2 separate regions of the Homo sapiens genome follow, and region 1 is linked to region 2. The links are chromatin loops, found by intact Hi-C in ENCODE. Cell type or tissue: HepG2. All regions are shown on one strand. Links, peaks and the distances in the headings refer to the core of each region. The heading gives the core; the rest is flanking DNA. Region 1 overlaps TTLL2 (tubulin tyrosine ligase like 2). Region 2 has its middle 4.6 kb from the start of UNC93A.

Evidence for each region. Peaks named below come from ENCODE experiments on the same cell type or tissue, not always from the same donor. Only the 100,000 strongest peaks of a DNase experiment are listed, where the experiment ranks them.
Region 1: it touches region 2 in a loop (7-fold over the local background); 8 of 110 quality-filtered maps call a loop at or near these places.

Annotation. Positions count from the first base shown.
Region 1 is chr6:167,340,119-167,344,463 of GRCh38, reverse strand. It overlaps TTLL2 (tubulin tyrosine ligase like 2), which reads right to left. Exons shown (of 3, transcript NM_031949.5): 3 at 1,776-4,345. The coding sequence ends at 2,785. Among named protein-coding and RNA genes, the nearest start is that of TTLL2, 17 kb to the right of the region's middle. In HepG2, for the core only: no CTCF peak of the experiment used is centred there; DNase peaks (open chromatin) are centred at 2,183 and 2,573.
Region 2 is chr6:167,284,541-167,288,933 of GRCh38, reverse strand. It overlaps a transcript of UNC93A not described here. Among named protein-coding and RNA genes, the nearest start is that of UNC93A, 4.6 kb to the left of the region's middle. RefSeq lists enhancers at 19-313, 887-1,395. In HepG2, for the core only: no CTCF peak of the experiment used is centred there; a DNase peak (open chromatin) is centred at 2,363.

The sequences.
Region 1 (4,345 bases), core at 346-4,345, 55 kb before region 2:
TGTTTATTTGAGATCTTTTTTTTTTTTTGATATGGACATTTATTGGTATAAACTTTTCTTTTATAACTTCTTTTGCTGCATCCCATAAGTTTTGGTATGTTGTGTTTCCATTTTCATTTGTATCAAGATATTTTAAAATTTCCTTTTTAATTTCTTCTTTGACTCAGTGGTTGTTCAGGAGCATATTGCTTAATTTCCACATGTTTGTGATTTTTTAAAAAAAATCGTCCTGTTTTTGATGTCTATTTTTATTCCACTGTGGTCAGAGAAGAAACCTGATATGAATCCAGTCCTCTTAAAGCTGCTAAGATTTGCTTTGTGGCCTCACCTATGATCTATCCTGGAGAATGTTCTGTGCATGACTGTTAGGTCCAGTTGGGCCAATGTGAGTTTCAAGCCCAATGTTTCCTTACTGATTTTCTGTCTGGATGATCTGTCTGCTGTTGAAAGTCGGGTATTGAAGCCCTCCTGCTGCTATCATATTGCAGTCTATGTCTCCTTTCAGATTGATTATTATTGGCTTTACATATTTAGGTGGCCCAATGTTGGGTACACAGACTTAAAAATTGTAACATGCTCTTGATGAATGGGCCCCTTTATTATTATGTAAGGACCATCTTTGTCTCTTTTTACAGTTATTGACTTAAAGTCTGTTTTTTCAGACATAAGGATAGCCATTCTTGCTCTCTTTTGGTTTCCATTTGCCTGAAATATCTTTTTCCATCCCTTCACTTTCAGTCTACCTAAACCACCTGCCAAGGAGTCCTGGAGAAGTCACGCACAGCAGTGCCTCAGCAGGCAGGTCCACCTACATGGTCCCAGCTGTGGATGTGAAAATTACCCTGTGCCTTGGCACCAGCCCCCCTCAGCTGTGGTTGCAGGTTAATCCTGCTCCTACGAGGACCCAGAGAGAGACCCACCCATCTGAAACACCCAGAGGCTTGCGGTGGGTCTTGTTCCACAGCAGATGCTGACGGGACCCTCTCTTGGCTCTAGGCCCTCTCGGCTGTGACCCAGGAGCCCTCTTAACAACACAGGGGCCTGCTGGGAGACTCGCTGGTCTAGGCCACCACGATAGGGTTGCTGGCCTCTGTCCCATTGCAGAGCCTGAACAAGCTCTGAATGCTGACTCCAGCCCCATTCTACTGCCACCCAGGAGAAGTTCCAGTCACATAGGGAACTGCTAGAGTCTCACCCACCAGTGCCCCTGGATGGAGCTTAATGAACTTGGACCCTTGCAGATCCTGACACAGCCCTGGGGCTCGGGTCTAGCCTTTCCTACCAGGCTATGATCTGGGAGAGTTCTGCCGAGCCGGGGTCCTGCCAGGAGACACACAATTCCGTCCCTGGAGTAGGCTTGCCAACCTCTGTCCTATGGCAGATCCTCAAAGGGCCCTGGACCTCGGTCCTGGCCCATCCTGCCTGCAGACTGAGAGTGGTTCTGTCCACCTGGGGACCCTGGAGGCACACGTCTAGCAGTGCCCCTGCAGGCTGACTTCTGACCTTGGTCCACGGGGGATCTTCTCAACTGGCTCCAGCTCTTCTCAGCTATGACCTGCGACCAGGCCTGCCCACCCAGGAACCTGCTGGGAGATACGCCTGTCTGCACTTCCCCATCCCTACCTTTTTTTTTAAAATAAAAAAATAATTTTTCTTTTTTTTAAGTGAGAAGAGTCTTGTTATGTTGCTCAGGCTGGTCTTAAACACCTGGGCTCAAGAGATCCTCCCACCTTGTCCTCCCAAAATGCTGGGATTGAAGGCATGAGCCACCATGGCCAGCTTTTAACTTTTTTATTGTGGTAAAACACACATAACACAAAATGTACCATGAGTGATACTTAGTGAATTCCCCGTGTTGTGCAACCATCACCTCTATATAGTTCCAGAACATTTCTGTCACCCCAAAGGGAAGCCCCCTACCCATCAGTAGGCACTCCTCATTACCCCTCCCCTAAGCCACCAATCTGCTTTTGATGGATTTGCCAATTCTGACATTCCATATCAACGGAGTCATACAACATGTGGCCTTTTGTATCTGACTACTTTCACTAGAATAATGTTTTCAAGTAACCTACTGGAATTTTTATGTCTTAGGACTGCAGATGCTTTTTATGTGGCAGGAATGACAGCATACTTTGATCTGGGAGGCCATGACCTCACATGCTGTGATGGTAAACAAATGGTGACAAGGCCAAGGGGCCACTATTTAAATACAGCCCAAAGATGCCCCCACAGGGAGCTCTTTGGTGCAAAGTCTGATTTCAAGCCCAGGATTTGTAAACAACAGAGTCATTAGGGCTTTCAGTGATTTATCTCACTCTGAATGATTGTCTGATCTTAAGTTAACAAAATAATTTTAACAAATAACTGGTTGATTTAAAAAAAAACACACAGAAAGTTAACTCCTGGCTTCTTTTGTACTGTTTTCACCTAATAATCCTTTAAAAATATTAGAATAATCTTTTTCTCCTCTTTAAATACATACATAGCATAATCGTAGTGTAGCACATTCAATTACTGGTGGGAGGCTGTGTGGTATTTGTAGAATTCTTTCAAGACACCTGAGCAAATAAACATGGGATGTAATGTAGTTTAATCACCACTTGAACATATTGTGCTTTGTCAGAGCTGTTATATTTATACATATGGCCACATCTTCAGTCCCAATGTCATAGTTAACATGCTGGTGGCACAGGTAGGGACTTGAACTATTGCTTTCTCTAGGACAGGATCCTTGGTTTTTAAAAATCCATGTCACTTTTTCTTGATTTGATTTTTTACCACTTAGGAATGTTGCTTATTCATTAGTTTCTGGAGCTCTTGGATTATTCTTTTGACATTTAATCCATTCCTGGAAGCTCCGAGAGTTGCTTCATTGAAAGGAAAAACAAGAACAAAGTTGCCTGCTTGGGGATCTGGAGCTTTGCCACGGTCTGACAGGACACACGGGGAGGTCTTGGTCTTGCAGGAGTGCGACTGGAAGAGGGACGCGTAGGGCATGAGTGTCTTGTGAGGCGTGTGCCTGCTCCGTAACTTGGGCTTGCTTTGTGGCATCTCCCTTGTTGACAGATGAAAATCCTGCCCACTCATCTCTCCTTCCAGCTGGGAGGCAGGTGCAGCTTCAGGACGCACACTCACAGCTTTCTCCACCACAGAGTCATCCTCGTTGTACATTCTGCTTGTGAACGAAAGAGAATCATAAGGAAGACAGTCAGGAGCATCAAGCCCACCTCTGTCACTTTTTGCAGCGTCGATGTTGGAATTTCCATGTGTGGCATTACTGGCTTCTCTCCCCTCATTTCTTAGACCATTTAAGTAAATCAGGTCAATAATATCATGGACAAGTTTTCTCTTCACCAACACATCTGTTGAACAATCCAAGGTCAAGGCTGGGCTGTAGTTGACCTCTAAAAGCCATGGTTTCAAGTTGTCATCAATCAAAATATCAAACCCAAAGAGCTCAAAGCAATTGGCAGCAAAGGGGACAGATGGTGCAATGGCGAGAATGGTGAGAATAACCATGCGGTGGATTTTCTTCCACAAAAGCAGATCGTCCACATCCCAGCTACGAAGGTAGGAAAAAAATCTGCTGAGCGTCCATTTACAACCATGACCAATCACTTCTTTGATCTTCTCATAAGAGGCCCCGGATTTATTGATGCTGCTGTTGGTCAAATGGGCATAATTGTTTTGCAAATTACTGAGGTCAAACTTTTCCGTGGCAAACCGAACCAACCCTTCCTGATAAACATAAATGGTCAAAGGCTTAAAGCCAGTAACACAAACATAGATGCGGAGATCACATTTATATCTGCCAATAAGTAAAGGATTGGAGATATATTTCTGCACTATGTACATATCATCAAAGATGAAGTCTTTAAAGTCACTGAAAATTAGTATCCCCCTCCCACGAGATAACTCAGCAGGCTTGCAAATCCAATAGCTATGCTTGGTGCCCAGCATCTGCCTCTCCTGAAAGTATTCAGCCACGAACTTGGTATAGTCATTGGGCATGACGAACGTCAGGGGGATGAACTGGTACAGGGAAGTGCCATACATCCTCCTCATGTGCTTCAGGTGTTTGGCCAAACAGTCTTTCCTGGTAAGCTTGGTGGTTCCAGGGTGGTGGTTTAGCTGCTGCCACGGTTTAACACTGTTGTGTTCGGTCATTCGGAAAGAGGATGTCCTCCAGTACAGGTTCCAGTCCTCCGCGTTCTGCTCCTGCTTATCAAACTTATTCCACCCCCTCTCCAGGAGGACGCTTTGCACCACAGCCGGGGTGGTCTCGTCAACGCGAAAAACCAGCGGCTTCAAGAGGGCCCCTGAAGGTTCATCTTCCGCCATC
Region 2 (4,393 bases), core at 297-4,296:
AGGTCACTCATTGGACGTTAAAATGACAGATGCCCTGGGTGATACAAAGCTCAGAGCACGCGTGTTCCGGAAAACCGAGACTTCACCAGCCACTAGATGGCACCGTTTTGCTACGGCTGAGTTCACCACAGGCGCCATGCGTTCTTCATGCTGTAGAATCACCTTGTAAATCACCAAACTTCCTGCCAAGAATCTAAAGATTAATTTAAGGGAAGTCTACCCAATGGTTTGCTTTTTTAAGGAATGTACTCATGTAAGCAAATTAATATCAATTTTCTTGACATTTACATCTGAAATCTTTGTTAATAAAAGCAATACCAAATAAACTCAAATGTATCTTACATCTTTTTATCCACATAAAGATGAAGAAGGTATCTATAGGGAGTAGAATGAGTTCTTGGCTACTTTAGGGAATTTCACACTTTGGAAATAAATGTACTCATGCTGTGTGTGTGTGTGTGTGTGTGTGTGTGTGTGTGTGTGTAAGGAAGAACAATTTGTGCTAACACAACCATGGCTTGAGAGAGTATTTTCTCTTAGCAAATGTTCCAAAGCATCTTAAATCTTGGCGGGGGCTGACCACTCCGCCTTCCCCTGGCTAGACAGGCCACCTCCTGAGCTGAGCGGGCATTCGGGGCTCTGGCTTCTTCCTCGGCCAAGGAGAACCCAGAGAGCCAATCAGAGAAAAAGCTTTGGGGCCAGTTGGCTATGTCAGGCCCTCAGCCAAGACCCTTAGCTAATTTCCATTACTTATCAGAGAGGGCAGAGACCCATCGTGTGGCAAGCCTGGCTGGAAATACTCCCATCCTCACACCATTTGTGAATCCTCCCAGCTTCCACGGTGTGGTTAAAGCTGCTGGTGATGTCCTGGGATTCTGGGTCTTTCTCTCAGCCCACGTCTCCACCTGGGACATGTGAGTGGCCTGACCACCCAGCCAAGACCGTCAAGGGCCTGCAGGGTCCCTGAACAACAGCATCTGATTGGGCTAAGGCACCCTCATTTTGCACCAGAATGAAGGAGAGCAGCAGCTCTGTGATTGATCACCGTCTTCCACTCTCCCTGTCAGGGCGGCAACGCTAGGTGAGCCCGAGTGCGGAGAATCTGGCCTGTTCCACTCTCATAGTCAGGGGGATCGTGTAGGTCCTGGTTCAGAACACACTCATGTGCACAGTGCACACACACACACACACGCATGCACACACGCATGCACACACACACATATGCACACACATGCACACACACACACACCCTTTTTATTTTCCAAGTTCGTAGGTCCTTTTCCTTTCCCATGAGCCCTCTGCAGCCTGGGATACAGCACCCACTTCTACAGTCGTCCACACTATTTATTGAGCGTCTACCCTGGGCCAGGCATCCTTCCTAATGTACTGGGGTACCACACTGATAAAAGGGCCAGGGGTCTCCATTCTCACAGAAGCCTAGTTCTAGTGGAGGAACCAAACAGTGAACAACTAAGCAAAATAGAGAACTGAAATTCCCATGGAGAGAAGAAGTGCGATCCCAAAACTAGAGCAGGTGGGACGATAGGGAGTATGGGGTGGTACACACGCTATCCACACCCCATCTCCACACGGGCGGCAGAGCAGTGTCCAGCTTTGGAGAGAGCAGCTCGGCTGGACCCAAGCATCACCAGGTCTGCAGCTCAGCAGCCGTTTCTATGAACCCTGCAAACTGGAGCAAGTGGCACTTTGGGTGGAAAAGATCCAGCTGAGTGCAGCGAGCAGTGGAGGAAGCCGGGCTGTGATTGGACAGCTGAGGGCCAAGTATGGCTATGATTGGACAGCTGAGAGCCAAATACGGCTGTGATTGGATAGCCGAGGAAGCCGGGCTGTGATTGTACAGCCGAGAGCCAACCACTTACATGTCTTCTAAGCCTGGATGAGGGGCAGAAAGTGCTGATTATGCTGGAATTTTTTTTTTTTTTTTTTTTTTTTTTTGAGACAGAGTCTTGCTCTGTCGCCCAGGCTGGAGTGCAGTGGCGCGATCTTGGCTCACTGCAACATCCGCCTCCCGGGTTCAAGCAATTCTCCTGCCTCAGCCTCCCGAGTAGCTGGGATTACAGGCACCCGCCACCACACCCAGCTAATTTTTTGTATTTCAGTAGAGACGGGGTTTCACCGTGTTGCCCAGGCTGGTCACGAACTCTTGAGCTCAGGCAATCCGCCCGCCTCGGCCTCCCAAAGTGCTGGGATTAAAGACTTGAGCCACAGCACCCGGCTGATGCTTGAATTTTCTAGGTATTTTTTCTATCAATTATTTTTGTCTATACAGACAAAGATACAGTGATGGGAAATTACGCCCAAAAATCTCCAAAGATAATTTCGTGCCTTTGCTCTCACAACCACAAACATCCATACAATTTGAACTTTGTCCCCAAGCGAGATAATGCCATCCTGGGTGACGTGACCTATTTGCAGTCCCTTCGCTCCAGCCGCTATTGCAGCGCGTGGCTTCTAAAATCTCAGCGAGTGTCAGCAGGTGAGACTGAGGCATTTTCCCCGTTTGTTTCCAGCTACGATGCAATGACCGCCTCTTTTCAGTGGTCCCTTGAGAAGCCACTGTGCCGCTTCTTCCCGCTCAGCGGGCGGTAAGGCCTGTATGTGCAGTGTGGGTCTCTCAGCAGCTGCTCCTGCTGGAAACTTCTCCACTGTCTTTGGAAAGGGTTTGCTGGAAAGCTATAGACAGACAGACTGGAAAGGTACTCGATATGATGAAGGGAGAACATCTTATAAAGACAAGCATTGAAGGTTATTGCTTAAGTTTTGACTAAAAATGCATATACACATTTTGTATATATGCATGTCCATATATACATATGTGAATATAAGATATGTATATATATTCATATAGCCATATGTGAATATAAATAGAGACATGTATATATAGACATGCATATATACAAAATGTATTATAGGCTCATTGTGTGTGTGTGTGTATATATATATATATATATAGAGAGAGAGAGAGAGAGAGAGAAAGAAAACTAACTCTTCACTGGACATAGAATTGGTGGGAGGAAAGGGGTATGTTTACTCTTTTTATTTCATGCACCTATATACTACTTCTATACTTTAAAGAAGAATATCTAATTTAAGAAGAATACAATTTTTAAAGAAAACTACACTTTTATAAAGGAATTGTTGTAGAAAGAACTCTGTAAGGTAAGCTAAGCCCCCCACCTACCCTCCAGGCTGCCCATTCTCCTGGTTGAGCTGCTGCCCAGGGCCGCCCTCCAGAACCCCCACCCCAGTGGGTTATAAAGAAACTGAATGCCAGCTCAGGTACCAGATGCCGTCACCTGAGACAGCAGCAGCTGCAGGGAAGCCGCTTCCACGACTCCAGCCCTGTGCTTGCGACAGAGGCCAACTCTCATCCCCGCCAGCCCCACGGGCGAGTCAGGCCACCATCGAGGCACATGTGGGCACTGCAGTGTGAGTCCCGGCTCATCACCAATCATTTAGGCCCCAGCTCACTTCCCCTCCTGGCTGGCAACTCCTTTTGTCCTGACCTGTTTATGATGAGCTGTAAAGAAGCACACAGTGGGATTGGGCCCTGGGATGAACCCTGGCAGACAGCTGGCTACATGGCAATCCTGCCCTCAGAAGTATTTCCCGAATTCTGCACTTTAGACACGGGAAGACGTGTGACAAATGCCAGCCAGGGCCCCTCCCCTTGGCCTAAATGCCATGGCTCAGGGCCAGCCTGTGTGGCAGGGAGTGTGACTGGGCATGGTGTCCCAGATGGTCAGCCACCCTCTCTCGGGCAGGTAACCACACACCTATGTGTCCCACTCAGTCCTGCCCCTCTGCAGTGGTGCCACCTGGCAGGGCCCGAAGGCCCAGACGGTGTGGGAAGGAACAGGTTGGCTTATGCTGGCACAGCCGAGGAGAAAATCAAGCTGATGATGTGTTTTGAGAACTGGAGAGGATTATGGAGAGGACTACAAGGCGAGTAGGAGTTCTGTGCTTACAGCGTGATACCACCAGGGGTCTGGGGTTGGTGGGCTGTGTGCGCTGTGTCCGGCGTTCCCAAGGTAAGGACCCACGGACCTCTGTAGCAAGATCTCCCAATGTTCTCAAGCAGCCACGATTTGGCAACGCACCCACCTGTGGCGACCGCCCTCAGAGTCCCAGACTGTGGGTCTGCACCCCGGACACGGGACCAGGGCCCTTCTCAGGAAAATGGGCTGTGTGTGGGCACTACAGGCAAGACTCTGTTTTTCCAAGGAATCCCCAATATCCTGTGTTTTTCTTACCCAGTGTGTTCAGTTAATGAATGATATTGAGCTGTGTATTTCCAGTGGCCCGAAAGCCATGATCAGTATCTACTCAAGTGGGCAACGTGAGCTCTGTGTGGATAAACCTAATGAACAGG